5 separate regions of the Mus musculus genome follow, and all the other regions are linked to region 4. The links are chromatin loops, found by intact Hi-C in ENCODE. Cell type or tissue: left cerebral cortex. All regions are shown on one strand. Links, peaks and the distances in the headings refer to the core of each region. The heading gives the core; the rest is flanking DNA.

The links. Peaks named below come from ENCODE experiments on the same cell type or tissue, not always from the same donor. Only the 100,000 strongest peaks of a DNase experiment are listed, where the experiment ranks them.
Region 1: it touches region 4 in a loop (5-fold over the local background); 10 of 42 quality-filtered maps call a loop at or near these places.
Region 2: it touches region 4 in a loop (2.6-fold over the local background); 2 of 42 quality-filtered maps call a loop at or near these places.
Region 3: it touches region 4 in a loop (7-fold over the local background); 11 of 42 quality-filtered maps call a loop at or near these places.
Region 5: a loop joins it to region 4, with 2.3 times the contacts of the local background. A loop is called at or near these places in 4 of 42 quality-filtered maps.

Annotation. Positions count from the first base shown.
Region 1 is chrX:158,968,565-158,975,083 of GRCm38, forward strand. No RefSeq gene overlaps it. Among named protein-coding and RNA genes, the nearest start is that of Rps6ka3, 280 kb to the right of the region's middle. In left cerebral cortex, for the core only: a CTCF peak has its summit at 3,405 (motif pointing right); a DNase peak (open chromatin) is centred at 3,426.
Region 2 is chrX:158,992,494-158,999,012 of GRCm38, forward strand. No RefSeq gene overlaps it. Among named protein-coding and RNA genes, the nearest start is that of Rps6ka3, 260 kb to the right of the region's middle. In left cerebral cortex, for the core only: no CTCF peak of the experiment used is centred there; no DNase peak of the experiment used is centred there.
Region 3 is chrX:158,981,356-158,987,874 of GRCm38, forward strand. No RefSeq gene overlaps it. Among named protein-coding and RNA genes, the nearest start is that of Rps6ka3, 270 kb to the right of the region's middle. In left cerebral cortex, for the core only: no CTCF peak of the experiment used is centred there; DNase peaks (open chromatin) are centred at 3,568, 4,111 and 4,574; H3K27ac peaks cover 1,051 bases.
Region 4 is chrX:159,252,279-159,258,797 of GRCm38, forward strand. It overlaps Rps6ka3 (ribosomal protein S6 kinase polypeptide 3), which reads left to right and starts at 3,504. Exons shown (of 22, transcript NM_148945.2): 1 at 3,504-3,910. The coding sequence starts at 3,842. In left cerebral cortex, for the core only: a CTCF peak has its summit at 3,000; DNase peaks (open chromatin) are centred at 1,995, 2,070, 2,480, 3,069 and 3 more places; H3K4me3 peaks cover 3,318 bases; H3K27ac peaks cover 2,179 bases.
Region 5 is chrX:159,061,818-159,068,336 of GRCm38, forward strand. No RefSeq gene overlaps it. Among named protein-coding and RNA genes, the nearest start is that of Rps6ka3, 190 kb to the right of the region's middle. In left cerebral cortex, for the core only: no CTCF peak of the experiment used is centred there; no DNase peak of the experiment used is centred there.

The DNA.
Region 1 (6,519 bases), core at 850-5,849, 280 kb before region 4:
CACCTGAGTACAAGGCTTGTTTACTAGTTAGGCACAGCGGAGGCCCGCGCCATCTTATAATGGCGATTGCTCGCGGCACACACAGCTCTTCTCAGAGATTACTGGCGGCATGCACACGATTGCTCAAAGCACGTACCGGCTCTCCTCACAAAGTAAAAAAAAAAAAATGTGGTCTATATAGATAATAGAATACTATTCTAACATTAAAACAAAGAAATTCTGTCACTCTCAACAATGTGGATGAGCCCAGAGGACATTATGTCAAGTGAATAAGCTATAAATGTAATCTAACAACACTGTAGAAGCAAAGGATAGAATGGGGTTATGAGAGTTGCAGTGAGTGGAATAAGACTAGATGATGCCAAAGATAGAAAGTTGGAGATAAAAGAAAGAAATTCAAGAGATTTATTGTACAACACAGTGACTACAATTAATAAAATATTCTTTAAAATACTGAGTATATTTTTTAATCTTCCCTCACAAACACACAAATAAGAATAAGAATGTAAGAAGGAGGGACAGTATCTGGAAGAGGAAATGAGGCAGAGAGAGAGGAGAGGAGGATCAAGGATGATGATAGAGGGAAATGGATAAGTGTAACTACAGGGGGCTGGAAAGATGGCTCAGTGCCTAAGTACTAGCTGCTCTTGCAGAGGAACCAAGTTCTCAGCACCCACATGGTGACTCCCAACCATCTATTAGCCCATTTCTAGGGAATCTGATGCCAAGCATTTTTTTTAAAAAAGATTCTTATGCTCCAAACAAGTATTTATGAGATCACCTACAAACGTAGGGCTTCCAAAAGAGCCCCTTATAGAGGCAACCTAGGAAGGGGGAAATCTCACTTGTCTTCTCCATTTGCTCTTTCACTCCCTTATTATGACTATAACACCTAAAGGTAGAGCAACAGTCTTGAAACCTTTAGCCATGGCCCACAGATGACAAAATGGAAAGATGTGGTTTCTTCTGTTTGTTGATTGGTTGGTCTGAAACAGGCTCTTGCTATATAGCCCAACCTTCTCAGTATTAGAATTACCAACATATGCTACCATGTCTGGCTAGAATATTGTTTAGCACATCAAGTGATGTTATATGCTCTTGCTTTTCTTCAGCTGGTCTGTAATATCCAGCTCATGGTCAAAAATAATGAATTTGAACCCTTTCTTTGGGCATTAACATCATAGTCTTTCATGGGATATTATAAATTAGGTGCTTTCCTTGTGTTCTGTGAATTTCCTCTATCATCTCAACCCCAAGTCCAATTGTGTCTCCTGCTACTCCAGAGCTCTGTGTGCTTAATGTGGTAGAAGTGAAGAGAGGAGAATAGATAGACTCTTTGAATTGTCAAATAGAGGAGGTTGCTCCATAATCCTGGGGAATGTCCTAGATAGAAGCTGGATTTCAACCACCTTGAATTTTGGAAGAAAATGATTTTTGTAAGATTTCCTTAAATTCTTGTTCCTGTAGCCTTGGATATCTTCATGCATTTCTTTCAGGTGGAATTGAGTCAAACTTATGTTCATGTTTCTCAATTCTAGGAAGAATAAGCATAACCTACATTGATGTATAGGGGAATTAGCACATTAAAATGAGTGTCAAATATGTACACAAAATCTACATGAATAGCATAAGACAATGTTCCCCAAGTGACTCACTATCATGCCCCTCCCATGAGAGAGAATATTTATATACCCAAAGTTGAGGTGTATATACCCTGAAAACAAGAGACTGCTACAGGAGATGAATAATTCTTAAAGTGGTATCTGGAAGTGAAACACTGTCTATTATTATAGTCTTTTAAGATATTTTCCTTGGACTGGTAAGATGGCTCATAGGGTAGGAGAGCTTGCTTACCAAGGTTGACAACTTCAATTTCATTCCTGGAGCACATAAGAAGAAAAGACAGAGGTGGGGTAGAGATGGCTCAGCAGTTAAGAGCCCTGACTGCTCTTCTAGAGGTCCTCAGTTCAATTCCCAGCAATGACATGGTGGCTCACAGCTATCTAGACTAGGATTTGATGCCCTCTTCTGGTGTGTCTGAAGACAGCTATAGTGTACTCATATACATAAAATAAATAAATCTCTTTTAAAAAATTAGAAAGAAAGGGCCAAGTCTACAAAATTATCCTCTGACCTCCACACATGCACCCTGACACTTACGTGTCCACAAACATATTAGACACTCACAAATGTACACACAAATAATAATAAATATGCTTTATTGCTTTATAACTAATAACGAACAAATAAAACACATACAAATGTCTCCTCTGAAAAGCATTTGTTCCATATCATAATATTAAGAGGTTAATGAAGTATTCTATGTGAGGATAGAGAATAAAATCCCAATAGTTGGCCTTTTTTTTTTCTTTCCAGATGGGGAATTTATTTACTGGACCCCAATCAAAAATTCTCTTTTCCCAGGAATGAATGGGATAAAATGCAGTCTTTCTTTGTTGTTCATAGGGCTCTAGGACTCCCTGTCTGCCACAAGGATTAAACTCTGTGGATGTTGAATTCAAGATAAGATAGCAGATTAGAGGCACCCTCTTTGTAAGAGAGTGAAGGACAGTATCACAAGGAAAGAAACTTGGCTACGCCCAAAAGTCAAATCCACAAAGGAGAAAAGAAGCAGAGATGCTTGGCCTGAATGCTGAGCACAGCCTTGGCTGCACCATTTCCTAGTATAGAGGGAAGTCAGAAGCCACTTCCAAAAGGTAAGCCCCATCCTCAGGATAAGCCCAAATCCCTCACAAGTCCCAGATCTAACTCTGGGTTTTCATGAGGAAGTGATTCCTCTAGCGTGCAGATCAGCAATACAGAGAAAGAAATATCTATTCAGTTTACCCTGTGACTAGGAGGGGAGCAGCCACCTGCCATCTTAAGAGATCATCTATTGTTAAAAACTGAGCCACTCCAAGGGACTCCGATCAGGAAACATGTACAGATCAGGGAGCCTCGATTTGGCCTTCCATAGCTCCATAGTAAAGAGAGACCTAGAGAGGTGGCAGGAGCTTCAGCTCAGGCTTTGCAGTGAGGTCACAGGGAAAGTCAGCCCCACTCTTGGCGACCCAAAACAGATCTCACCAACAAAGAACCGCCCTTAGAGTTCCAAAGGATTAGGTCCTGAGGTGAGCAGAATAATCAAATTCTGGAGCAAACTACTACCGTAGAGCTTGAGACTTGGTACCCACAGTTGCATCTTTCAAGTGGTGTGATTAATACTTAAGATGTCTTGAAAGCACTGCAGCACTCTCAGTGCTAAGATTGCTTCCCTCACTTCTAACACACGTGGGACTCACACCCCATCTAATAGAGCCACTTGAAGGGAAATCATTTGCCCAGTCTCAACACTGAGAACGTGCCCAACCCACAAACTGCAAAGTTAAATGTGGCCAGCAGAGGCCCCTGGTACTCAAAGAAGGAAAATTACCAAGGTAAAGATAGCTGTGGCTGACTTCATATACTTGTCCAATACAACACGAATCATAGGAAGGGTCCGATTGACACAGGTTCCATTGACACTCCACCAACTTCATGCATATAATCCAGTGTCCAAGAAGCCAGAAAGAAGCTAACTCAACACTCTTTTTTAATCTTTTTCTCTCCTTTTTAGCTTTTTCATTTTATCTTATCCCCTGTGAGTCTTTCTGCTTTACTATATACCGTTAGCAGCATTTTAACAGCATTTGCAAGCTGGGTGTGGTTGCTCATGCCTTTAACCTCAGTACTCGGGAGGCAGAGGAAGATGGATACCTGAGTTTGCCAGGGCTGCATAATAAGACCCTGACAAAAATAAAGTAATTTTTTCATTATTCTCGGTCATATATCCGTCTAAATTAGCTTGCATTTTCCACTATTGAGCAATATTTTTCCTCTTTAGTTTCCTTTTGGATGGTCCCAAGCATGTGTGTATGTGTGTGTGTGTGTGTGTGTGTGTGTGTGCGTGTGTACAGCACTAATTGGACTTAAAGGGTATTTTTTAAAATAAGGAAAAAGTATGAAGTTAGAGGGAGACATGTTGGGGTGTATGGGAGTTGGGGGTGGAAAATGAGGATGGATATAATTATAGTGTATTGTATATATGTGTGAAATTCTCAAGAATAAAAAATATAATTCAAAAGAGCAGTCTGCTTTTGAGGGAGAAGGATATGAGAAAATAATGGAAAGTATTCTTAAGTAAAATTCATTATACACATATATGGAACTGTCAAAGAGTTAAGGGATGAAAAAAAGCATAGCCTCCCCCACAACAGACTTTAAAAACTCCATCAGAAAACTTAGACCTAGTAAACACTTTCAGCAAAGTAACAGAATAAAAATCCACATACCAAAATTAGTAGCTTTCCTATGCACCAATGATAAATGTACTGAGAAAAATATCAGAGAAACAAGCCCATTGACAATAGCATAAGTAAATAGGAATAGGCCTAACCAAGGGTATAAAACCTGAAGACATTGGAAGAAAGCCTGAAAAGTACCCTAGAAGATGGGAAAACCTTCCATGCTCATAGATGGGCAGAATTGATATTGTGCAAATGATTATATTACCTAAAGTAATCTACAGATTCAATGCAATCCCTACCCAAATTCCAGTAATATTCATCACAGAACTAGAAAAAATATTACTGAAATTCATGTGGACTCACAAAAGACTCTAAGTACACAAAGCAAACTTTAGCAGAAGAGGAATGCTGGAGATCTCATATCTGATCTCAAAAGTAATAAAACATCACACACACACACACACACACACACATGTATGTATGTATGTATATATATATATATATATATATATATATATATATGACATGTAGGGTAGAGGACCCTGAAATAAACTCAGTTATAGTCACCTAATTTGTAAGAAAGATTTCAAAAACACATATTGGAAAAAAGATAGCCTCTTTAACAAATGATACTGGAAAAACTAGACTTTTGCTTGTAGAAGAATGAAATTAGACCACTATGTGTCACCCTGCATAAGAATCAATTCAAAATGGACCAAAGGCCTTAAAGTTACACCTGAAAGTTTGCAACTGCTAGAAGAAAACACTTGAAGATATAGATATTGGCAAGAATGTTTAGTAAAGGACTGTAACAACTCCTGGAAAGATATGAAATAGCAACAAATGTGATTTCAGAAATTCAGTGAGCTTCTGCATGGCAAAAGAAATAACAATCATAAAGAGACAGCATATAGAATGGGGAATGTCTTTGTCAAATGTACATCAAACAGAGGGATAGTATCTAGAATAAATAAGAAACTATAAAAAATTAAACACCAAAAAACCAAGCCATCTGATCAATAAATGGAATAAAATACTGAATAGACAGTTTTCGAAATAAGAGACACAAATATCCAATAAATACTTGAAAATGTGCTCAAAATCCTAATTCATCAGAGAAATGCAGATTAAAACTTCTAGAGAGGATGTGGGGAAAAACACTTATTCACTGCAGGTCAGATTACAAAGCAGTTCAACCATTATAAAAAACAGTATGTAGGTTCCCCTAAACAGCTAAAAATAGGACCCAGATAACACTCTTAAGTGTATAACACTCTTGAGCATATGCCCAAAGATCTCTAATTCAATGTAGCACATAGATACTTACACATCCATGTTTACTACTGAACTATTCACTATAGCCAGGAAATGAGACCAATATACACCATCTGTCAATAGTTTAATGGATAAAGAAATGTACCCAGTGGAATTTATTCAGCTATAAAGAAAAATAAAATCATAACATTTACAGGAAAGTGGATGTAACTGGAAATCATTATATTAAATGAAACAACACAGATAATACTATAGTTTTCTTACATGTGAAGTATAAAATTAAAATTATATATGTATGTGTTTATACATTAATATGTATGTGGGCAGGTCACAAGACTAGAAGAGATTGGGGAAAGAAAATTCTTAGTAGAGTTGGGTAATAGGAATATGTGTGTTAAGAAGGCAGAAGTGGGGCTGGAGAGATGGCTCAGTGTTTAAGAGTACTGACTGTTCTTCCAGAGGTCCTGAGTTCAATTCCCAGGAACCACATGGTGGCTCACAACCATCTGTAATGGGATCTTTTGCCTTCTTCTGGTGTGTCTGAATACAGCAATGGTGTACTCATATTCATAAAAAAATTAAATTAAAAGTGAAGGCAGAAGGGAGCACTGTGTGGAAGAAGTGAACTACTTGGAGGGATTGTAGGGATAAAAGAGGAGAGCAGGAAAGGGTAATGAATGAAAATAAGATATGATATACATGTATGAGGATGCTATAAAGAAACCCATTGTGTTCCATGCTAACCTAAACATTTTAATTTCAAAAAACTCCATGATGCTCAATTTCCTCATATAAAAATGTATAGAATTTGCATGCAACTTGTACATACTATGATGGTTAGTTTTAATTAATAACTTAACACAATTTAGAATCACCTTGAAAAAGGGTCACAAAGAGGGATTGTCTAGATCAGGTTGGCCTAAGGCATATCTGTGGGAGATGCTCTCTACTGGCTTAA
Region 2 (6,519 bases), core at 496-5,495, 260 kb before region 4:
ACATGGTGGCTCACAGCTGTGTGTAACTCCAGTTCTAGTGGATCTGATGTCCCTTTCTGGCATCCAAGGATACCAGGCACATAGTGGTCCACAGGCAAAAATCCTATTTAAAAAATAAATTTAAAAATTAAATAGAATTGTAAAGGAAAAATGTACATGATACAAGTGATTGCTCACTTATTTACCACTGTTCCTCACCTTGCCTGAAAAAGGACATCACATAGATCCACTGGGTAGACAAACTCCTCAACCAAATGGACATACAACTGTGCAGCAGCTCAACTGCAGGAGAATTCTATTTCTTGGTCAATTTCTATCCCTCATTAGGTGAACAATCCCACAGAGTAGCCCCCTCAGTGAACTTACTGAGGGCTGAAGTTGCACTGGGTGTCATTTCATTTAAGCAAGCTGAAAGGGGACAGAAGTTGAAAGACCATGAGAGATTTTTGAAGATCAAGCCAGAAAGCAACAAAGAGCCTTTTCTATGGTGGACAGCCCTCATTATGGCTCCAGTGAGCCCTGCCTGCTGGTGCCCACGAGCACACATAGCCTGTCCCCACTCTGAGCAGGGAGGGCCTGTGCAGTGAATAAGATATGGCAGAAACTATTTCCACGGCTGGGTCTTCTAATGGTATGCCACTTTCAGAGCTGAAGACTTATAAATCACTTCCTCTGAAAGAAGCCTATGTAATCTCATGATCTTCACATAGCTCCACAGGGAGGTCCACGAGCTTCTTGTGAATGGGCTCATATAATCGTGGAACATATAATCTGGAACATACAGACCTACAGTCTATTCCAGGGAAAACTGTATTAGACCATGGGTCCTAGTTCACACCATACCCCCCAGGGTCAAATGATTTCCTGATATAGGGTCTCTTGTCTAATGAGTAGGTTCCTAAATGCCTGGATGACCCTCAGAAACTAAGACAAGAGGTCTTTTAGTGTCCAAATCTGGTGAATTACAGGATCATTTGTTATATTGCAGTCCTTTAGTACATTTCCATTCATTTCCTGGGACAGATATTTGCCACATGGCTCTACATAACTTTAAAGAAGGCTGGGGAATGATGTCTAGCCCCAAAAGAAGAGAATGCAGATTTTGCTAAGTTATCACCAGGCTCAAGCACATTTAGTCTTACTAAGGATATAAATAAAGCCTGGCAGAAATACAATTTAGAATTTGAAATAGATAGTAGTAGAGAGTTAACAGACCTATTTCCCCCTAGCAAACCTTTAATGTCCAATGACATTAAAGGACCATCCCCCAATCTACCTCTTTCATGAAAGCTTTCCTGTGCATGCCAGTCTGGAATTCCTTCCCCACTCTCTCTGTATGTTTCACCTTCAAGCTTTCACAGCATTCTGCCTTGCTTTCTTCTGTGTACAGCTATAAATATCACTAGTGCAGAGACATGAGGCATTATTTGCTATTCAATCATATATTGCCTTGAGATAACTTTTATATCACTGTCTAGGATGATGATTTAACTTTTCATGTCTGTATATCTTGTCTTCTCAATTATATTTTAAGATCCTAGAAGGCAAAGACCATTGCAAGTAGATGATAGATGATGTGACCACAGTAGCTCCATAATCTATCTGTAAAATGATTTATTGAAAGCCACCAAATCTGATCTTAAAGTTGAATCTGAATAGGAACTCAGACCTTTCCCTATATCACCAAATATATGAAGGCAAGTGTATACTTTAAATTGTATGCATTGAGCATTAGTTCACACCATTAGTAGTATCTAACACAAAATGAGTCAATGTGTTTTATCTGAATATATTTTACCAGCAAGCAAATGAGAAATTTAATTAAATTTTGTATAAGAAATATACAGTGATATTTAGAAAGACCATGGTGAGAATAGACTTTAATCTAGATTTATTTTGACAGTATTTCATCACCCCATGGTTTAGCAGACTCTAATCAACTTTAAAATTTAACCACCTCTTCTTGGCTTCATAAAAGCAACCATCATATTGCCAGAAAATATTATTTCATTTATTCTCATTAACAACCTCTCCTGTGATCTATATTAGTCATTTAAAGTGATTGCAGGGGCTGTATGTTCACTTTCCATTTGTATCTTTGCTTGATGTCAAAAGTAATGACTTGAGAACTGACAAGGAGATATTACCTTATAAGAAATTTATGAAGAGTTTATCGGGCATGTGCACTGCTCTTTGTCAAGCATGTTGTAGCTAAACATAGCAAGCAGACCATTTAAAGTAACAATGTTCATAGTAGGATCTTTTAAAAATGATTATCAAATGCAGCTTTTTTGAAAAGGCCAAGATAAAAATCACCCTGTGAACAATTATTTCTGCTGACGAATTCTTTGGTAAGAATTTTGATACATTTTGTTCTGAAAAAAAAAATAACACTTTATTTTGTATCATATGTTGAGATTTTTAAAGCTCCTGAAATATTAGGAAAAAATGTACATTATTTGTACTTATGGGCAATGTAGATTTAAATAGCTTGCAAATCCTTAAAATTGTTTATGTATGCTATATAGAAAGGTTTATTTTTCATGGAAACTCAGGAATTTAGATTTTAAAATTCATGCCTTTTGAAATGTGAAAAGAAAAGAGAAGAAAACAAAACACAACATGAGTCTGAACTCTTCCCTAAAGATGAATTTCTAATGTAACTTGAATCACTACACGTTAAAACACATTTTTCCTATTTGTTGAATTAAATTATGAAACTGATTTATTTTACAGGATCCAGAGAAATTCCAATGACTCTGAGCCCTGCGCATACTTACTCAAAGTCTAGAGATCATTGGTTAAAAGAAAGGGTTCTTTGTCTGATGTCTTCATGTGTTCAGGTCCCAGAATCCCCAAAGCAATATCAGCTAAGTGTGCCACGCTGATCCTGTAAATAAAACATGACAAGCTGAAGGTCAGAAACTGTTTTACCAGGGTGCTCTGACTGCTAAAAGCAAGGCTCGTGATTAACAAACGTATCAGCAAAGAGTTCTAGAATTTTAAGGAAAGAGAAATGGTCGGCTCTGGATCTTTCAACAATGTACACACAATTTAGAGAAGTTTCTGAAATTAAAAAAAAAAGCTACGTGAATATTTAAGTTATTCAAACACATATGTATATATAATTTAGTATGTGTATTTGGGGGTGTACATGCCACAGTAGATGTGTGTGTATGAGCATCAGAGGACAACCTGTGAGAGTCAGTTCTCTCCTTCCACCATGTGGGTTCTGGGAATCAAATTCAAGTCATTAGGCTTGGCTGCAGGCAGCTTTACCCACTCAAGGTATATATCTTTTAACATAATTAGGCCACATATCTGTGAGTTCAAATAATCACTTGAAATTACCTAATTCTGAGTTACAGTTGAATGTCAAAGGGTTTTACCTATGAGTTTTAAATTATTCATTAGGATATAATAAATTAGAGGAGAAAATGTGTTTAATCCATGTTGACTCAAGATAATAATAAGAGTCCTCTTAAAACATAAAGACAATTTAATAACCATTCAATGCATTCAACAAGGAGCTTTTAAAGAGAACATTCAGTTATAAAGTGTGTTTTAAATAAAGGATATCTCATGATTATATTTGTTGGGGTTCACTGAGAGCTGTTGTTTCTCTATTCTTAAACTTGCAAAGCCTCCCACAGACAACCAGTTTACATACCTGACTCACTTGTAGTTTACCAGAACAGCTGTACTTCATATTATCACATCAGAGAATAATCAGTCAATAGAAGAAAAGCTCACTTTTCTCTCCTAAATAAAAAGATAAAACAGACATAAGCCATGTAATTTCATGTAGATCCATATGCACTCAGAACCTAATTAATAATAGCTTAATTAACATGTCACATAGATCAATTCATTTCAAACCATTAGTGGTATAAACCAATCATTTTATAAAATTCAATAAAAATAAGTTATCAGAAAAAATATTTTAAAGCATCCTAAATGCAAGCACATTGATCACTTGATAGGACAACAATATTAATTTGTCATTAAATTGTCTCTAGCTCTGGTGAGATGGCTCAGCAGGTGAATGTTTTTATTGTCAAACCTGACAGCTGAAGTTGGATCTCCTGGACGTACAAGGTGGAAAGAGAGAAGAGACTCCTGAAAATTGTCTTCTGACTTCTACACATGTGCTTTGGTGCAAACACACACACACACACACACACACATCTAAAAATGTTCCTACATGCTTATTCTCAATGCCTCTGCTTACCACTAGTTGACTGACAGTCTTGTGGCCTGGGAATGGAGCAGGGACCACACTCTGAATAAAGGTAGTTGGTATAAGTCACATGCACTATAGCATGTTCTATAGTTATGGTTATACCTTACTTAAACATTTCTATCTAATAACCCCTGAAATGAGTGAGCCATTAGTGGTGACTTGGAAGTCATCAGCCCTTTCCCATTAACTCAAACAATATCACTTAATATTTGCTCAAAAATCGACAAGTCATTTTTCATTGAGTCTCCTGCAATCCAAATGCTGCTTTCTTCCCCTTGCCTGGGTGTTCCTTTATCCTGATCCATCTAATTCCCTCAATGGCTTATGATAAGAATTATTGAAGGTGACACCTGCCTCTGTAAGTTTTATCCCAAACCCTTTTATTTTATTTATTTATTTATTTATTTATTTATTTATTTTGCAGACATTACATGCCATCTCTAGGACAAATTCAGCTCTTCAGATGTGTCTAGTTTAACCTCCATAGTGTTTTGAAAGTATAACATTTTCAATGTTCATCCCCAGCTACTCAGAGGTTATCTGTTCAGTGTCTTCCTCAGAAACTTCTGGCACAGTGGGAGGGACTTGCTAGAAACCAGATCTGCTTGGGTTAGAATTTGAATCAGGCACAGTTTACAGTAATGCTTTCTGCATCCCCAGACAAGTTTCTCAAAAAACACATGAGGCTCATTTTCTTCATTTGTAGGGTATGCAACCCCATAGGAAGAACAACATCAATCAACCAGATCCCCCAAAGCTCCCAGGGACTAAACCACCAACCAAAGAGTACACATGGAGTGACCCATGGCTCCAGCCACATATGTAGCAGAGATGGCCTTATCTGACATCAATGGGAGGAGAGGCCCTTGGTCCTGTGAAGGCTCAATGCCCCAGTATAGGGGAATGCCAGGTCGAGGAGGCCGGAGTGGGGGGGGCACCCTCATAGAAGCAGGTGAAAGGGGGATGGGGTAAGAGGTCTCCAGGGGGAAAACCGGAAAAGGGGATAACATTTGAAATGTAAATAAAGAAAATATCCAATTTAAAAAATGGAGATTGTAACAGGGCCCCAGACACAACTGACTCCATGATGGAAGTACCATTCAGACTGTAAACCTCTTGTTATCTGAAGTATGTCAACCCAGAACATAAGTTTTGTGCTTAAAAGCTCACCCTGAGAAAGGCTTGGTGCTACACTGGGATCCCGAACAGTCAGTATAGTTGCCAGCAAGCTAATAAAGACTTTCTATTGGCTCAAACCCATTTCTGAGCAGTCTTTGATGAATACTACACAACTGAGATAATGATATGATCACTAGATTCATGAGAAGACTAAATGAAGCAAAGTAAATGCAATGCCTCACATATGTAGCTGAGAACATACACTATAACATAACTCCTCTTCCGTCTCTACTTAAATCATGCCCCATTTCCCCTACCCTCACCTCTCACTTTGCACTCTATTCCCTGGCATTCCTCCCTCCCCCCCCCCACTAGTGATTTTACTGTTTCTCTCTGCTGAAGAAGAGAATAAATGAACTCATCAGACATACACCTTTACTAAGTACAGAGGAAATGCTATGCTAATACAGCTTTGACACCTGGGGGGAAAAGATGACTCAAATGGGGCACTAAGTGAGAAGGAATGCTCTGAGGGAAAGAGCTGTTGAAAGCAGCTCTATCTGAATATGAAAAATGCACACACAAAAAAAGAACAGTGAGTGCTCATCCATCTAATGGCACCATTTTACCCTCATCCTTCTCTGACTTGCTGACAAGCATCATTGCCTGAATGGCAGCACCACACTTTCAGGATAGCATTTGACCCCTGTATTAATTCTTATCTTAAGCCGGGGAAGCACTTGAAACATGAAGTGTATAAAACATGAAGATTTTTCCCCCATGATTTTAGAAGATTCCTTTAGTGTAATTTTATGTTTTCTCAGGCTTTTGTTTCTTGGGAAGAACTGATTGCTAAGATAATGGGTTCTGTGCTAAAAATGATCTTCAGTTTAAATGTGAGTTTGAAAGAATGCATTGACCACGTCAGACCATGTGTACTCATAATACCAGTACAACCTGTTGTATGACACTATTGGCACTTCCTGGTCAATTGTTTAAGCTGACATTGACAAGCTAAAGCCAGTGCAAATGATACTATCTCAAGCCTTGATTTGATGCGCCCACAAGTCAAACAAAGCATATTATTCAGCCAGCTTAAAAAGCATGGATACCACTGAATTAATTTTAGTTATCAAAGTGAGGCAGAACATTCCTAA
Region 3 (6,519 bases), core at 469-5,468, 270 kb before region 4:
AGATTTGAAGTTTTTATCATACAGATCTTTCACTTCCTTAGTTAGAGTCACGCCAAGATATTTTATATTATTTGTGACTATTGAGAAGGGTGTTGTTTCCCTAATTTCTTTCTCAGCCTGTTTATTCTTTGTATAGAGAAAGGCCATTGACTTGTTTGAGTTTATTTTATATCCAGCTACTTCACCGAAGCTGTTTATCAGGTTTAGGAGTTCTCTGGTAGAATTTTTAGGGTCACTTATATATACTATCATATCATCAGTATAGCAGATTATTATTAATAGTGTTAGGGGTGGGCTCTTTCTCGTGGCATGGGACTCAAGTTAGGCCAGTTCTTGGTTGGCCCTTCCCTGACTTTCTTCCCTCTTTATCCCTGATCTCTTATAGGGAAGGAAATTGTAACTGGGTTGGTATCCCCATCCCTCCATTGCAAGTCATGCCTGGTTACAGGAGATGACAGTTTCATGTTCCATATCCCCTATTGCCAGGAGTCTTAGCCAGGGTCATCCTCATAGATTCCTGGGAGTTTCCGTTGTCATCAATGCAAAACGCCTGACACTTATGGAAGGAAGGATTTATTTTGGTTCACAGTTTGAGAGAATATTGTCCATCATAGTGGCAAAAGCACAACAGCAGGATTTAATACAGGAATTTGTCAGATTATAGCTGCAGTCAGAAAGCAGAGAGATGAATAACTGGGAATACCCTCATAGATATACCAAGAAAAGGGTATATTTCCTAGGTTATTCCATACCCAGTCAAGTTAACAATGAAAATTAACTGTCCTAGTAAGCCTTTATGGAAAAATGAAGCTCAGTCCTACTGGGGAAGCTGTGACTTAATCCTACTGAGGCTAGAAGAATCTGGGATACTTGTACATCAGTTGCCCCAATGGGTACTTTTGAAATATTCTATCTGGAAGTATTAACTCTTTAGTCCTTTATGTCAATTACACCTTGATGACAAAGAAAACTCTCCCAGGAAGAGAATTACAGGCATTTACTATAAGCAGCCCACAGTAAATAGTGGTAATGCCAAGGAGTTATGCAAAGGGCACCTGTTACATTAAGCAACTGAAAAGAATAACACAGGAAACTCAAATTACTGCATCTTCACCTTTGTAATACCATTGTTAAAAGGGCAGCCGGATAAAGCTAGTGGCTGAAGTTGGCACTTGGATATTTCAGTGAATGACTTGATGTAAGTAGTCCTTACACATGACATTATATATATCACATTATATATATTATATATACATTATATATATCACACACATTTAGCAAGTGTTGCTACATTGTATCCTGCCATTGCCCCATGGGATGTTCCTTACTGGCTTGCTCAGCTTGTTTTCTTATAGAACCCAAGACTACCAGCCCAGAGATGGCACCACCCACAAGGGACCCTCCCCACTTGATCACTAATTGAGAAAATGCCTTACAGCTGGATCTCATGGAGGCATTTCCCCAACTGAAGCTCCTTTCTCTGTAATAACTCCAGCCTGTGTCAAGGTGACACAAAAAACCAGCCAGTACACCCATTAAGCCCAACACATTGTAATAGGCATAAAGTGATAACAGAAAACCAACCATAAATGTGATCAAGACACTGGCAAAACTGATGAGGATTTAAAGATCAATCTAGGAGTTCTGAAGATGTTCCAAACAAGTTTCACATGCCTGCTTGAGCTTCTGGTGTTCTTTCTATAGGCTGCCTTTGACATGGTGGCACTCTAAAGAAGGATATACAAATGAGTCAGAATAGAACAATTAAGACTAGTAGAGCCCAGCATCCAATTTATATTATGAAACAGACAATCATACTGTATATCACAAAGTCTCAGGGAATTCTACACAAAACCTTAATGGTAAGTATCAGCTTCATTTTGAAGGAGATCAGCTAAGATCAGATGTTTTGAATTATGTTGAGTTTTTAAAGGTTGTTTAAAATACACACTTTCCAAACATACGTGTTTTCCATTAAGAATATTTTTTTTTAATTTAAGATGTTCCCACTCCCCCTTTTGCTGCATATCTGTAATCAAGCAAAATTAGGTCTTTTCCTATCATCTTCATTTTGAGTATTTGGCATGTTCATCCCCCAGCTAAGGCTTTGAGTCTAGCTTTATATCTGAAATTCCTTTCTTCTGAGGAGTTTTTAGAATTGTGCCACTACAGTGAAACTATACAGAACCATCCATCTACACAGACTTTCAAGTGGATTTAAATAATTATAACAGCCACACACAAAGTGTCCCTGGTTGCCATTTGTGCCACCATAGCAAAGCATCATAGACTGGATAAATTACTTTAAAAACTATTTCTCATGGCTGTGCCAGCTGGAAGCCCAAACTTAAGACACTTGTGGATCTACTTTCTGCTCTTCAGATGGCAATTTACATCCTCAACATAGAAGAGTCAAGGAATATCTCTTATACTAACTCCATTCTTGATGGCTGTGCCCCATGATAAGTCAATGCCCAAGGAGCCCATGAGTAAGACTGCCTCATATAAGAGAGCTGCTTCCTGCTCCCATAGCATTTGTGACTAGGTTTCAACATACAAAGCTGAGGAGAGATACAAATCATTAAAGCATAGCACTAGTATGTTTTCTGTACTAGTTGGGGTAAGCATAGCAGTAATACTAAATGCCATAATCTTGGTGGCTTAACAAAGTTACTTATTTTTCAGTCATACAAACATAGTTAGAGTGGGAACTTCTGGCCTTATAGTTACTCGGGACCCCAAAGCTAAGGAAAATGCTGAAGTCTTGAACATGTGGCTTCCAAGACGACTAAGCACAAATTCAGTCAACCAATGGTAGAGAGGGATGAGATCTAGGGAAAGAGCTGGAGAGACTGATGTCATAGAAAGTTTTGATGGGGTCAGACCTAAAATTGGCACTGACATGTATCACACACGCTCCATTGGGCAGGAGTCTGTCACATGGAGTCCTCTAATAGTAGCAGAAACTAAAATATTTAATCTAGACAAATGTCAAGAGAAAACAGTTTGTTGCATGTTTAGTACATTTCTGCCACAGATATCATTGGAAGACTATCTTTTCTTCTTTCCTAGTAGCCTTTTCCCATACAACTGAGGTGTGCAAAGGCCCCTTATGCTCCCTAGCTGTGGAAATATGTGACTAGTGGACCCCATGACAAGCCAGACCTTAGTCCCTTTGCTTTTTTTTAATTCTAATAACCCCTACAATATTTGAAATGGTCTTGAAAACATCCCAATGATGAGGGACCAAAGGCAAAAGATGTAAGGTGCAATCATGGCCCTAGTACCAGAATCATTGTTTGGTCTGTAGCACTGTACTGCAAGACATAGATTCAGAATACTTGTGAGCTCAGGACCCCATGCCTATAGTGATAGTTACTTCCTGACCCTGATGTCCTTGAGAGGACCAGAACTTCTGTATAAAATGACCTGCTCCATTGATAATGTGTCTACCCTGCCAGAAATGTGAAAGAAATACATTCTTCAGAGGGCATAAGCAGCAAATTCTTTTTTCATCTCCTATGATACAGAGTAGGAGTGCTGTAAATGCCAAGCAATATGGATTTTTAGAACGATGACTCACCGCCTCTTTTTTCAAGGCAATTATTCATCCAGTCTGAATCTCTTCAAGTTGAGCCAGTAAGTCTGTCATACAGATGAAGAGAATGGTTAAAATCCCCAGAAGCCAAAGGATTGATTTAGGTCAAATAATGGGGCTAGGGCAAATTACTTGTAGAATTTGTGCATCTGTTTTGGGAAGAAAAGGGAATGTCACAACTCAAGGACTGAGAGTGTTTACTGGGGTAACCATTAGTTACAGTAACCTTCTGGTACCACAGGACTATCATTGTGGGAGAGGGAGTCTAGTTTATGCTTCATCATTTTTCCCAAAGAAATAGGTGTCCACCTCATAAAGTGCCTCCTTGTTCAAAGTCACACAGATTTAGTTAACAGACAGCAAGATCATAAACATTAAGTCTATATGTCATTTTAAAAAAGAAATCTTCACGACTCCAGTCTTAGAAATTGTTCTACTTTCTATAGCTTTCCCACCCATAGTTCACTCCCCGTATGTACTTGTGCCTCCAGATTTTTCTGCATTGAGGCACCACCATTTGGCCCCAAAATTATAATTCCAAACTTTCACAATTCTGTCGGCTTCCTTCTTAAGTGCACAGAAAATATCCTTATTGCCTCTGCATACCTTTTATCTGGTGAAGAGAAAAATCTCTGTTTCCAGTATACAGGAATCTCTGGGTTCAATCCCCACCACCACATAAACATAAGGCGATACACACCTCTAATCCCAGCATTTACAAGGTAGAGGCAGGTCAAATAGGGAAACAGGAAGATAAGAAGTTCAAGGTCAATATCAGATACTTATTGAGTTGGTGAGAGATATGAGATACAGAAGACCCTAGGATTGCTTCCACTTTTCATCTACACACACACACACACACACACACACACACACACACACACACGCCTTGCTACTGGAAGAAGAGAAGCAAAACTTCCAAATCATAGCCCTTACTAAGGCAGGCCTATTTTCCAGCACAGAACAAAAAATAACCACAACCTTGCACAGATATTTCAATCCAAAAAGCCTGGACACAGGTCGTGAGGAGTCACTGTGCTTTCTTGGGCAGGAGAAAGTCTGACCAATCTTGTGTGTTTCACACTTTGTAACACTCTTACACGCCTGGTAATCTGGAGCCCAGGAGCCACCACATCAGAGCCAGCTACCTCTTTTCTTTTCCACCATAAGTACTATGATCTTGGACCCACATGACATAATTCTTCTAGACCTCTGTGTTGTCAACCAGAAAGGAGAAGATCATTCAATTAACTCTGAAGTCACAATCTGAAAGGTCCATACTATAAACAAGTCATGCATTCTCATTCTGTAACAAGTGTTATCTGCGTACAAAATGTACTTTAAATGACTTTAAATGACTTAATAGGGTAGATTCTCTTTAGCCAAAAGATATTGATTTATGTCATATTTCTCTATTCTCTCTCTCTCTCTCTCTCTCTCTCTCTCTCACACACACACACACACACACACTGTGTGTGTGTGTGTGTGTGTGTGTGTGTGTGTGTGTAGAAATAGCAAACAAACACAGAAGTGGATGCTCACAGTCAGCTAATGGATGGATCATAGGGCTCCCAATGGAGGAGCTAGAGAAAGTAGCCAAGGAGCTAAAGGGATCTGCAACCCTATAGGTGGAACAACATTATGAGCTAACCAGTACCCCGGAGCTCTTGACTCTAGCTGCATATATATCAAAAGATGGCCTAGTCGGCCATCACTGGAAAGAGAGGCCCATAGGACTTGCAAACTTTATATGCCCCAGTACAGGGGAATTCCAGGGCCAAAAAGGGGGAGTGGGTGGGCAGGGGAGTGGGGGTGGGTGGATATGGGGGACTTTTGGTATAGCATTGGAAATGTAAATGAGTTAAATACCTAATAAAAAATGGAAAAAAAAAAAGAAATAGCAAACAAAATCAAAACATCACTTGTTCTAAATTTCGAAACCAAGATTTCTGTGTTTCTTTAGTATGAATAGCTGCCACTTAATGGGTGGATAGTCTTTGTTTTGTTGTAATAAAGAAACAACCTTTTCTAAATGTGCTACTGAGCACATCTGCCTGTAAATTCTAACATTGCATTTGACTAAAAGATTTTTCTCTACCCTGCCCCCTCCTTATAGTTTAAACAGGAACCATCTTCATTTAGATCCTTTGATATATTAGCTGAGTAGATGTCATTTAGACAAAGAACTCACATTGTTCCCAGAGCCTCCTAGACTCACTACCCAAACTGACTGCATGGCATGCAGTCTATGAAGAGTAGAGAGCACTGAGACTATTTCAGTTGTAATGTTCAGAACTTGGAATTCATCTTTTGAAGAACTCTATAATATGAGCTTCTATAGATATATTGATATTTGAGTAAATGATTATGAGGGTAAAGACAAGGGTAGAATACAGGATTACCACTGCACCATAGCATGGGAAGGCAGACACAGGGCTTATATGAAGTGCTGAGAACTTTGATGGGGACCAGGAGCAGGGCTTTGCTGCTATGCTCACACTGCCTTCTATATTTGTACCATTTCCAATCGTGAATATGTTTCCTTGTGATCTGTCCATGAAGGATTCCTCCCACTGAATAACCCCTTTCTTTTCTTCTCTGTCTGGTTAATATTTATGCACCTTTTTAAGACATGGGCTTTTAAGCATTTATTAAAGGTAGTACATAGAAAACTCCTCGAGTAAATGTGTAACTCAAGAATCAGAATAATATTTTAACTCCCAGAATTCCTGTCCTGCTCACTTCAAGCCCTGCTGCCTCCAAATAAACACTAGCTCGATAGCATGAATTCTTTTGCCTGGTTTGGGATTTTAAATGAACGAAAGAATGGGGTATGTTCTCTCTTGCATCTGGCTTCTTTCACTCATCATTTTGTTTATGAGAACCATCTATGCTGTTCTGTCTTGTGGCAGCCCATTCTC
Region 4 (6,519 bases), core at 945-5,944:
GTTGTTGTTTTGTTTTGTTTTTGTTTTTTGTTTTTTGTTTTTTCGAGTAGCCCTGGCTGTCCTGGAACTCACTTTGTAGACCAGGCTGGCCTCGAACTCAGAAATCTGCCTGCCTCTGCATCCTGTGCTGTTAAGGGTCCCTCTCTCTGTACCCACTGAGAACAGGACTTGTAAAAGGCAAATATGTCTCCAAAGTTGCAATGCAACCGTTTTGTTTTTTTTTTTTTTTCTGGCTGTAAACGGGATCTCCAGAACCAGAGCACTTGGTTCTTCTTGAAATAGAAAGTGTTTATGCCTGGGATGAGACTGAATCAGGCAAGAGATGTGCTTATGTGTATAGCGCAAAAAAACAACATATCGCGTCCTGGAGGCCAACTGAGCAGAGCAAGCGCAATCTGGAGAAAGGAAACCTGGGCCTGTGAAAAGAGCGGCATGATTCGTGCCAAATTCCAAATTTCAAAGCAACCTTCCTGCTAATGAGTGCCATCAGACACAGACTGTGTGATGCTGTGCCCCTCCTGATTGATGAAAAAAAAATAATAATAAAAGTGTACAGGGGATGAGGCAGGGATAAATATTGTACTCTTAGTTGATTTTTTTTCCCTAAATTATCCAAGCAAAGAGGATTAGTGCACTACTTTTGGATCTGATTAAATAAACGGAGGAAACACTTCCCCATCATTTTCTTTTCTTTATTTTCAGAGGCAGAGAGAGAGAGAGAGAGAGAGAGAGAGAGAGAGAGAGAGAGAATGAATTGTATTTTTCTAAATCAGTTCCCAGTTCAAGAAGACATCTGTGGTAGGGGTGTTTGAACCCATACTTACCAGTCAGTCCCCACAATTGCAGTTAACCTTGTTTTCAAAGTTATTCCAGGCAGGGTCTGATGCTACTGGCCTGTAACTCCCAGCTACTTGCTAGTTCGAGGCAGAAAAACTACAAGACTTAATCTTAACTGGGAGACTTCGTGAGAGCTTGACTCAGAACAACAACAACAACAAAAAAGTCTTGGGAATATAACTGAGAATGCTCGAATACTGTGAGTGAGGGAGGCCCCAAGGTCAATCCGGAGAACTACAAAAAATAAAATTGAATTAAATTACTCTGGTTTGTTTTCAGGGTAAACAGAAACCATCAAAAGTTGGTTCTGAAAACAGCACACAGCATGCTTTGCTTTTAATTTTTTTTAATTACATTAATTTATTTGTTGAATATGTGTGTGCCTATGTGTGCCAGCCTAGGAGATCACAGGACAACTTCTAGGAGTCAGCTCTCTCTCTGTCTTTCCACCATTCTTGTCCAAGGGATCAAAACTCAAGTTATCAAACAGCAAGTGTCTTTACCCACTAAACAAACCCTCTCCCTGGCTCAAAAGGCTTATTTTATATGGTTTCTATGGGGTAATTAGTGCCAGAGTGTGTTTGGACACATAATTTAGGTTTTCTGTGTATAAATGCAAAACAATACATAATTCCATAACGTCAAACTTCTTTGAGCACGTTTATGTTTTGTTGTTGTTGTTGTTGTTTTGTTTTGTTTTGTTTTGTTTTTTACATCAAGACAGCGCGGCCAACTAACCTGTGTTAGGGCCCTGGTTGTACTTGCAGCACCCGAATCAAAAATGGTGACAATCTCCTCGTCGTGCCTCTCTCCTCCAGTTTATTCTGAGCCTGCCTAGTTGTTGTTTAACGCGATCTGTCCCTGAGTTCAAGGCTGAGGGAGGGGGCTCTCAGCAAGAATTTCCGGCTGCCCCCCCCCCCAAAAAAACAGTTGGAGCTTTCATCAGATGAGGCTCCTAGGCCTGGAGGGGCAAACTGCAGATGGCAGCAAAAGGAGCCCAGCACCTGTCTCTGTCGGACCAAGCAAGAAACCTCGCACAGCTCCCACAGCCCGGGCCAGCTAGGTGTGGGGTTGTAAGGTCATTCTCACACCTGCTGAAGGGAGTGAGGCGGGGACACTCCAGGTGTCTGGATCCTGGGATGATTAAAGGAAACTGTTAAAAGGCATGCAGGGAGAGCGCAGCGGGGGGACGCGCTGTGGTAGCCAAGCGTGGGAGGCTAGAGATGCCTCCCTCCAGGCCTTGGGGACTGGGGAGACAAGCTGGCCTGAGATATGTGGACTGGGTAGACAAGCTGGCCTGAGATGTGTGTGTGTGTGTGTGTGTGTGTGTGTGTGTGTGTGTGTGTGTGTGTGTGTGTGTGTGTGTGTGTGTTTCTTTCCGATGCAGGGCGGTTAGCCAGGGGCTGCAGTAGCTTTCCACTCAGCCCAGCGACTTTTACACATCCCAGACATACTCAGCGCATCTAAGCAGCGGGCTCGAGAACCCAGGACTGAGCCTTCCCGGAATCCACTCAGAGCGCCCAGCCATTAATTCTCGAACTCTTAGAATTCTGTGGCTCCGTTGCCGACTGAGGATTGGGTTCCCTTAACCTAGGGCTTCCTCTTCTCGGGCAGGAGGAGGAGTCACAACCTCCCCTCCCTTTCTCCTCCGCCTACGACCAGCTTGATTTAAAAAAAAAAATCTAATCTTTTATTTAAAGTCAACGGAGAAGCAGGAACCCCGCGCTCCTGCCTAGAAGATATTTTTACTAACTCCTTAATCTCTGCCAAGAAGGGCAACCTTAAGGAACCTGTTTTCTTTTAAGCTTTAGGTAGCAAGGGAGGAGTGTGACAGTCTGGGCCGAAACTCGAGGGCTCTATGCACTTGGGAAGGGTTATTAGGGCGGAGGTAGGGTGGGACGAAAAATTTCCAAAGTACTAAACATTGAACACGAGAGTCAACTCGAAAAGCTTTGAATCAAATTGGGAGCCGAACGTACGTATGTGTGGCTAGCTCCCGGGAAAGAAGCCTCTTGAGTCCCCGTCCAAGCAGGAGAAAAGGGGTCAGGTGAATGAATACCCAGCTTGTGACCCTGAAGGAGGAGAGTCTTGGGCCAGGAGGGGATGTGCCCATAGCCTAGGCGCGCCCACGCGCACCCCTGGAGGAGAAAGGCCGAAAAGACACCTCCTGCCTCCGCCTGGGGCTGCTACCACCGGACTGCGCCCCCAGCGCCTTGCCCAGCTTCACCAGCTGAGCGCGAACCCCTCTGCTCTCCTATTCTCAACTAGTCTCCGAGCTGTTAGGACTCGTGGCAGTCAAAGGCACCTCGTCCGCCCCGCAGAGCCCATTTCTCTCCCCACCCCATCTCCCGCCAACGCCCCCAAATTTTTTGGGCTCGCCCTTCCTGAAAGTAGGCGAGGCCCAGAAGCTGAGGCTAGAGAGAGGAGGTGGAGGAGGAGGAGGAGGAGGAGGAGGAGGAGGAGGAGGAGGAGGAGGAGGAAGGGGTAGGAGGTGGAAAAGGGGCGGCGCCGAGCGGCCAGCCAGGGGGCGTGTCCGGCACTGGCCCCGCCCCTGGGTGCGCGCGGTGGTGGCGGAGGCCGCCCAGCCTCGCTCTAGAGAGACAGGTATCGCTTAGACGCCATGTTGTGAGCGGAAGTGGGGGAGCGCGCGGCCGTCGCTGTTCTGCTGGGATCGGGCGCGGGAAGCGGCGGGGAGGGGAGGCGGGGGGCGGAGCCGTAGTCCGGGCGGCGGAAGGAGGAGAGGAAGAAAGGGGCGAGCCCTGGTGCCTGGCGGCGGCGCAAGGCTCTCGCTTGGAGTGCGGGCGGCTGTGGCTAGGCGCTGGGCGTTCGGGTGGTCGGCGTCGGCGTCGGCGTCGAGCTCGCTCTCGGGGGAGCCGCGGCTGCCCGGCTGCTGCTTCTCGGCTCTGCCTTGGAGCTCGAGTGGCTAAGGAGCCGAGCCGGCTGTGGGGCGGGTGGGGAGGGAGGAGGCGGTGAAGGCGGCGGCGGGCCGGGGAGGGGGGGAAAGATGCCGCTGGCGCAGCTGGCGGACCCGTGGCAGAAGATGGCTGTGGAGAGCCCTTCCGACAGCGCGGAGGTGAGTGCAGCCGTGCGGCAGGGCAGGCGCGCCCCTTCCCCACGCCCCCGCCGGCGCTAGCTCTCTTCCCCGGAGCTGCCCCCCTTAGACCACCTCCGCCGCCGGCTCACATCTTGTTCCCGGGGCGAGATTCTGCTTTGGGTCGTTGGGCTTTGCCGATCTGTCTGTGTCTCCTTCCCGCACCCTCGCCTCTCCCTGCTTTTGGGGTTGGGGGGTGCCGGTGTGGCGGCGCGTGGGGTTTGGAGTGGGCGCTGAGGCTTTGCAAAGAGCCTGTTTTAATCAACTTTGCGTGGGGGAAGCAGGAGGCAAAGCAGGAGCCGGCGGCGGGGAGTTGGGAAGTTTGGCCCTGCCGGCTCTAGGGTCTTCTCCGGAATCTTAGAGACTTTGGATTCGGTTCACCAGGAGCCAAGACTTCAGTCTGGCCGCCGGAGGGGTTTGCTACAGGGAGACGGGCGCCCACAGGGCAAGGTGGGCGAGCCAAGCCGGGAGGGTTTTGAGTAAGGGGTCCAGGACTGAGGGATCCCCCCACACCCCGGTCAGTCTGCCGCAGCGCTCTCTGCCGCTGCTGCAAAAGAAAAACGGAGCGCCTTAGGTCCCCTACTCCTAGGTTTTGAGGTCACTGAGTTGGAAGACCCCAGTATAACTTTTGCTTCCTGTCCATGGAGGTGAGCGGGTGAAATTCAAGGAGATCAGCGGACGCTGTAAAAGGGCTATCTGATTTTCCTCTCCCGGGATCTGATGATCGGCCCTGAGATACCCACCCCAGTGTCAGAAACCCAAACAGTATACCCAAACAAGGCAAAACAGAATTTCCGCGGACACATCCCAGCACCGAGCTTTTCACAGCCGCCACTGTCCCAGAATCAACTGGCGATCTAAAAAAATAATGCAGACAAGATCCATTCCAGGGTATCAGCGCTCCTCTCCAGAGTGGAAAATCAGTTCCTGATGGTGGCGCGTCTGTGATTCCTCTTTCTTGACTTTTCGCTGAATTCTATCCTCGCAGCGGACTTTAGGGGATTACAGAATGATAGGCTGGGTGTGTGTAATAGTTACTGAGCGAGTGACCCCATTTCTGGAAAGCATGACTGAAACGCGGGGGTGGAATGGGGCAGGCTCTGATGAGTGGTGTACTTGGCGGCAGCCACTGCCCCCATCGGCCTCCGCAGTGTGAGAGGTGGGTAGGGTTACTGGTTACGTCAGTAAAACTCGGGCTCAGTTTGGTGTGAGATGCGGGACGCTGACATTCTCTGGGAGGGGGGAGAGGGGGAGGGAGGAATCCGTTCAGATCGTTTTTTCTAATTTTTCTCCCCTGTCACCTCCACTACCATATAAAAATATTTACTTGTTCTTAAATGCAGGAAGAGTTGTAATAAAGCTTACAAGTTCATGCTTAATAATTTACTACTGGATAATGCTGTTCTAAAATAGCAAAGACATAGGTATATGTTACTTTTTTTTTTAAAGGAAAGGCTGGTGTAAAAAAGGAAATCGTGTTTTTACGACTGGCAGAATACAAGAATTTTATTTGAATTTAGAGCCAATATGATACTATAAATCTTTAATAATAAAGTTAAACTTAGAATGCTTAACCGTCATTTGAATGGGTAGTGTGGAAAAACAGTATGGCAAGGGAGCCTCTTCATTTTTTCTTAAAGAAAAAAATTTGCATTTAAAATACAGCTATAAAGGTGGTTAAAATTGCTGAACCTGTCGAAGAAATTGTATTTTCTTATAATCTGCTTTTTATTTTAGGTTTTTTTTTTCTTTAGTTTTTTGAAACAGCCCAGGAACTCACTATGTAGACCAGACTGGCCTTGGTCTCACAGAGATCCACCTGCCTCTGCCTCCCAAGAACTGGGATTAAAGGCGTGTGTCTTCATGCTTGGCTATGAGTCTGCTTTTTAAATATACACAATAATTATGATTCAAAAATAATCCACTGATACATTAAAATGTTTTTAACAACAAATTGCCTTTGAATAGTTTGTTCCTTTGATTGTTTGTTAATCCACATTTTTCCTTGACATGTGTCAGTATGCAGGGAGAAATCATTTAAAATTCTACTTTATCCTTTTTTCTGTATAGTATGCATTTAGACAAAGTACTCGCCTACTTATTTAGCATCTACTATATCCAAAAGTACTATGTTAAACATGCTGTTTCGTTTTTATCCTCCCTGTAACCTAGCAGGGAGGATTGTGATCCCCCACTGTTACAGAGTAGGAAACTAAATTCAGTGGTTAAGAGCACAAAGATTATAAATAGTAAATGGCAGAGCCATAATTTGAAGCCAGGTAGATACAAATTGTATGCTTTGCTTTATGTTAGAATAGGTTCTTCTGACCATTCGTGGAAAGAGTCAAAGCATAGACATGCTAATAGTTAGAGATCGTGTATTTTTATATGCAAATACTTGCATATAAAAATACACAATCTGATTTGGCAAAGCCTTAATATATTAATGTATTTATATATGTGTGTGTGTGTATGTATATACAGTATGTGTGTGCACACATGCATGTGTGTATCAGTGTCATGTTTTCCAAAGCCTGATGGATAAGATTCCACAAATTTTAATTTCTAAAAGTTTTCTTACTATTCTGGCA
Region 5 (6,519 bases), core at 993-5,992, 190 kb before region 4:
GTTCAAAACTTATTATAGAACATAAATCCTTTTGTAACCCCTCTTTTTTCTGTTGTGGCAGATTATAATCTTCCTTAAAATGCAGGGAACTTTCTGCATTGGGTTTAGGAAGGCCAAAGGGCATTGGCTGGCTTTGCTTTTTCAGCATCCTTAATCTTCCTGTTGGTATTTTAAAATAACAGGTCAGTCATGTAAATTATAAACTGTACAGTGTAAAAGTCCCTGTGATGTGCTGCCATTTGCAAGAAGATGGGGTTCCTAACAGCCAAGAAATCCTAAGATGTCTCCTTGCATTTCATGTGACAGTAATTAGCATCTAAGTTCTGACATGTTTATTCCCACAGCTGAGAGGATGACATTTCTAACAGGTTCCAGCAGAGAGCCATTACTGTTTGCAATATACAGTTCCTATTTTCAATATGGAAGCATGAAGCTTTCAAAGTGGAAAAGCAGAGACTTTACGATGATTTTCTCCACTAACAACAAGGGATAAGACTTTTATGGGGGATATACAGTCAACAGCCCCATGCTCTTACAAAAAACCAATTCACACTTTCATAGACATGATCAGGCAAAGTACCAATGGCTGCTTTTTTTTTCTTCTACATTTTATTCTCCTCTTTCTTTTTAAACTTAAAGTATACCATACTAATAATAAACCAGTAAAAAATAACTGTTCCTTGAGTTTTGGGATACTCCAGAAAATTCTGTTAAATTGAAAGGAATGTTGCTTATTCGAAAACATATGGTTTGCCAGCAATAAATCGCCTTTTCATTAAACAGACTATTACAAATAAGCACTCCTTTATAAAATGTCAAATGGAGATTAATTTTTCTCCTTTTAAACTGTCTACATAAATGCTTCTGAGATGTTGATATGCATAAAATTTGCTCAAACACAAAGTCCTCCTTTCCAGCCATATGAATTTGATTCAGTAGGTTTGGGGTGAAGCCCAAGTTTCTTCAGCTCTAACAAGTCCCCAGTGGCTGCTGCAATTCAGCTGGAAGCCACCCATGACATAGTTCTGGTCTGTGCTTGTAACCTAGTCAGTAAAAGTAGGAACTTCCCTGTGAGGGATTCCTATCTCAGAGTAAAGAAAGATACAAAAATAAAAATACCAACTCCGGCTCTGGAGATTGCTCCCCTTTGTAAAGTGTTTGTCATATAAGCATGCAAACCTGAGTTCAGATCTAGCCATGGTGGTGTGCATCTGTAATCCCAGTGCTGGGTGGAGGAGGCATTAGAAACAGATGAGTCCCTGGAGCTCTCAGTTAGCCAAGCCTACATGGCAAGTTCCAGGCCAACAAGAGACCCTTTTTTCCAAAAAAAAAAAAAAAAAAAAAAAGTGGATGAGTGATAGAAGACGCTGAACACTGACATCTTGCCCTCTTGCCTACACACACACACACACACACACACACACACACAAACACACACAAGTTACCCACTCAAGTTGTATTATGAATTTACATCTCAGCTCAGTTCAGCAAGCATACTGCCCTGTCTTGTACTGCAACAGCCAGAGACACTGCTTGTACCCTTTAAAGGCATCCCATCCAAGCAGGGTGTGGAGGTGCACACATGTGACTCCAGTACTTCTGAGGCTGAGGTGTGGAGAGGGGGGAGGATTGTCATGAGTTCAGGTCTAGCCTGGACTACAGAATAAGACCCTATCTCCACAAAGAGGAAGATATGGCTATAAATTGCAAGAACAATTATAACAAGGCTGGGCTATGACAAACGTCAAAAATGAAGTACAAAGTATATATTCAGGAACTAGCAAACTGATGATGAATAAGCAGGGGATAATCAAAGAAATCTAGAGCAGGTGCACACCATACTTTCTAGTTCACAAAAGAGCCTCCATATAATCTCATGAATCCCATAGAACGGTCCAATGAAATACTTTAGCTATGACTTTCTGCATTCTGCAGATGAAGAAACAAAGGCTGAGAAGACTCAAAATAACTTGCCAAGGTCACATGAGAAATGATTGTGATTTTAAGTGATGGGGCCAAGATGAAGGGGCTTCCCAGATGAAGAAACAACACATGGAAATGAAAATTATAATCTCAAATGCTGATGCAAATATCCATAGCGAATAACATTTCTTGACCACTTAATTATGCAAGGGACTGTGCTGAGAACTTAGTATATATCACACTATACAGTTCTAAAAACAATATCATAAAATAAGTGTTATCAGCAGCAGCTCCTTTTACAGAGAAAAAAACAGAGGCATTGAAAGGTAACAGGTCGCAGGTTGCACTGCTAATGAGAGACTGCACTAGAACTTGAGTCTGGGTCTCTTAGAACAAGGCATAGACTATGTGGCAGGAGCTTTGGTGCTAGAAATAAGAAGCCTGTGACATTGCTAAAGGGTCTTGATTAGCATATACCAAGAAAAGTTAGACTTAGCTATGGCAAGCAAAAAGGATTTTATGTCTCTGTTTTGTTTTAGGTATGAGAAAGAAAAAAATCAGAGATCTGTTTTTAGAGTGTGTCTGGCAACAGTGTCTACAATGGCTCAGAGAGGGACAAAGTGAGTGAAATAAATAGGTTATGACTGGCAGGAGTCACTTGAGAGCTAAAGCCAGAAGACCATGATAGCCCTGTAAGTGTTGAGTCACAGAAAGGTAAAGAATTGTCACTCTGCTCAAAAGGACCCATGCTGGAAAGGCAGCATAAACCCCTGATGAGTTGGGAGAGCTCAAACAAACATTAAAAACTCAGGAATCTTTACATTTGTGGGTGCTACAAATATACAGCTTTTATATGACCTCATTTTGTCTTTGGATTGGGTTGGCAAGGCAGTTATTATTGTCTCCCATTTTGCAGATGGGGCAATAAAGGCTTAGAAAATAAACACTGATTTACCAAAGGAGAAAAGCAAAGGATACAGTTCTGATCACACACTTGGCTAAAAGATAAATGGCTATATTTTGTAATTTACCTTGGAGAACTCTGATGGTGTTTCACTGGGATAGATTTCTCTCTATCTCTTATCTCTATGGGAAAGAGAAATCTCTTTCCCAGTCCTGGCATCTCATTGTTGGGTTTTTTTAGGGGGGGGCATTTGTGAAGGCTCTTTTAATGATATAACATATAGGGACGAGACAAAACCCCTTCACAGGGCACCCACTGCCATCTCTGCAGCAGGAGCTGAAAACATGCAGTGCAAGTCAGGAAAACCCCACGGCCCCGTGGGTGGGGACAGCCCATCTTTTCCCTGGGATATGAATGCACTCCCCTTTGTCAGCTAGCCCCCCGGGCTTGGAATCTAGGTCCACACGTGCCTAGCTGCAGTTTCTAAGACACGTGGCAACTCAAAGGACAAACAGGAGTACGGCTTCCCTACCTGCACAGGCAGTAGAATGACCTTCACTCCATGGTCAACGGAGAAGACTGTCCTGGCCTCAGGGAGATAGGGAAAAGCCTGGACCTCAGTTCTTCCCTCTCCTGCTGCCCTGGAAGGGCGAGAAAGAGGAAGGTATCTGCGTTCCCAGGGGAGAAGTCAGCTTCTTCGGCAGCGCTTCCTCTGACAGGGCCTGGTCTCCAGACTCTCAGTACCAGGTGTAGCTATGCCAGGAGGGGGCACAGGGGATTCTAATCACACCCTTGGCTAAAAGATACATGGATACATTTTGTAATTTGCCTTGGAGAACTCTGATGGTGGTTAGCTGTTGCAGCCGGTAATAGGACAATGCCTGCTGCTTATAAAGAACTATCTGAAACAAATAAAATTAGATTAGATTTGGTTGTCACCTGAAGATAAAGTCTGCTAATAAATGTGTGCATTGCAAAGCTATACAGAGGATCCTGTGGTACACAACTTAAGCCAAAAAGAAAATACTGGTTCATGCAAACTTGCACCATATATAATAGCCACAGGACATAGAGTGTGGACTCTTTCCTGAGGAAATTATTCTCAATATGGTCATCATTATGAGTGCTTATTGGATTGAGGAATTAACCCATAGATTTTTTCATGTTTTCAGCACTTCCAGAATCCTCTGTGTGAACGCTGTCACTAGAGTATGAAATAAAAGATACATATATATATATATATATATATATATATCCCTCTCCCTCTTTTTGTCTCCCCTCCCTCTCCCTCCCTCCTTCTTCTCTCTCTCACACACACCAGATATCCTTTGCTATCTGAACTTGTTGTGCAAACTATATCTGAACTCAGAAACCAGACAGATAGATTTCTGGACTCCCAAGACCACTTATATAGACTTCTCTTACATGAGATGCAATTCCTTAATTCCCTTGGGAGAAAATATAAGGTAAACCTTCATATAAATTGGTCATATTGTCAAACACATAATGGACCATGACTGGCCAATCACCCGATTCTACTCCTTTTTTTTTTCTTTCAGTCACCTCTTTATTACAAAAAAAATGCAAATTACAATTCTCAGCCTATGGTTCGGTGCTACCACAGAGAAAGAATGACAGCAGATTAGAAGGTGGAAGAAAAGGGTAAGACATTTGGTTCTAGTGGGATATCTGACTTAGCAGATGGCCTTCTGCTTTTCAAGCAGCTGCAGTGATGGGCAAATGCTGGTAGCTGCCAGAAACTGAATGCTTCAGTGATATTAGCAGATCTGACAATATGGACAGCTTACAGGGCCCCAGTTGAAGGAGTAACAGAATGCCCAAATCAGTAGCTATGAATGACTTCAGTGGAGAGGATACTTCTAGGCTCTAGTAGCATCATTTCTTCTTTTTGTCCCTCGGGTCCTGTGGTCCCTGGAGAGGGGTACTTCCTATAGTAACTACTCTGCATTTCCTCACTAGTCCCTTTTTGGTTCCTTGTATCTTGCCAACACTTTATAAACAATGTCTGGTATTCCAATCCAGTTCCCTCTGGAATACCTAGGGAGGATTCTGTCTTGACTACTCCCCAATTGTTATACTATGGTAGTTTTCCAGAGCAATTGTTTTGAATGTTTGACAAAAGTACCTTCTAAAGGTAAAGATGAGTGTGATTTCTCATCTTTCCCAGTCCTGGCATCTCATTGTTTAGTCAAAAACAGTTTCTGGCCGGGGAGGGGGGTGGCACACGCCTTTAATCCCAGCACTGGGGAGGCAGAGGCAGGTGGATTTCTGAGTTAGAAGCCAGACTGGTCTACAAAGTGAGTTCCAGGACAGCCAGAGCAATACAGAGAAACCCTGTCTCAAAGAAAAAAAAAAAAGAAAGAAAAAAAGAAAGAAAGAAACAGTTTCTGAAATGCAAGAAACGAAACGTGTTTGGATCACTTGCTTCATCTTCATTTTTGACACAAAAGATGTGCCATTGGTTTTGTAGCTTGATTTACCCTGACAGGGTGCAAGTATCTCAACTTGAATAGAGAGAAAACTAAACACTATCTAATAACAACTCAGCAGTAAGTCAACAAAAGACTAGCTCTTTTCCTTAGAGAAAACTTGAGTAAGTAGCTTGGCAAAGTGGGAATTATGCAGGCTTTGGAGTCGAGCTGGTTTCAATTCTAAGATATATTTATTGGTTCTGTGACATTGAGCCAACTTTTTAACCTCTCTGAGCCTGTCTATAAGTTGAAGCTGGAAGTTTCTAGAACCTAATGGGTTGATGTGAAGGTTGGCCATGATATAGATAAAGTATTCAGGACCTTCCAGATGCATAAGTGGAAAGTTGCTATTGCAGTTATCCCCTAATGGGCATTACAGCCTTTCTTGGTTGGTTTCCAAGATTCTTCTTTCTGCAAAACTATAGCTTTGGGAATGAAAATGAAGGCAATGACCTACTTCCATATCCATCAGCTAAAAAAAAATACTTCAAAGAAATCAATACTGACTTCTTATCAAGAATCTAGGACCTTTGATGCAGTGAGGAGCTGTTAGCTTTACACCTGACAGGGGGCCTGATCTCAGAAGGTGGTCAGTTGGGATACATCTATAACCAGAATGATCTGGGTTGTCTCTCTTGCTAGTTTCTTAAATTTCACAGTGCCAAATAAGGTCTATAGATATAGGCACAGCTTCTTCCCAGGAGGTTATAGTGTAAGTTACTTTTCTATAATTATATCATGTATAAATCTAATACAGAAACAACAGTGCTTGTACCACACTTGAAGGCAAAACAACAACAACAACAACAACAAAAACCCTTCCATAAAATCAGTGGCCTGTGTTTCAAGCATTTAGGAAGGGAGTGCACTTTGGATTTCTTAAAATTTGTTTCTTTTTGACCACAAATGAAATTTCTGTTGTTATTAAATGCTACAATAGTCATAAGTAATAACATTGCCAAGAAACTTATCACTCCAGTATAATACATTTGAAGAACATATGCTGTAGAGTCCAGATATTCCACAATTTAAAGTAGGATTATATTCAGATAGAAAATATCCTAAGTCTGAATCTGGGTTCCACTGCTCAAAGATGGGAACATGCACATTCCGATACAGATAGGGGATTTCAAGGGGTTCTGGTGATGATGGGTGCATTGTTAGGAGAGAGGTGCATGTGGGTGAATGAGCTGAGCTACC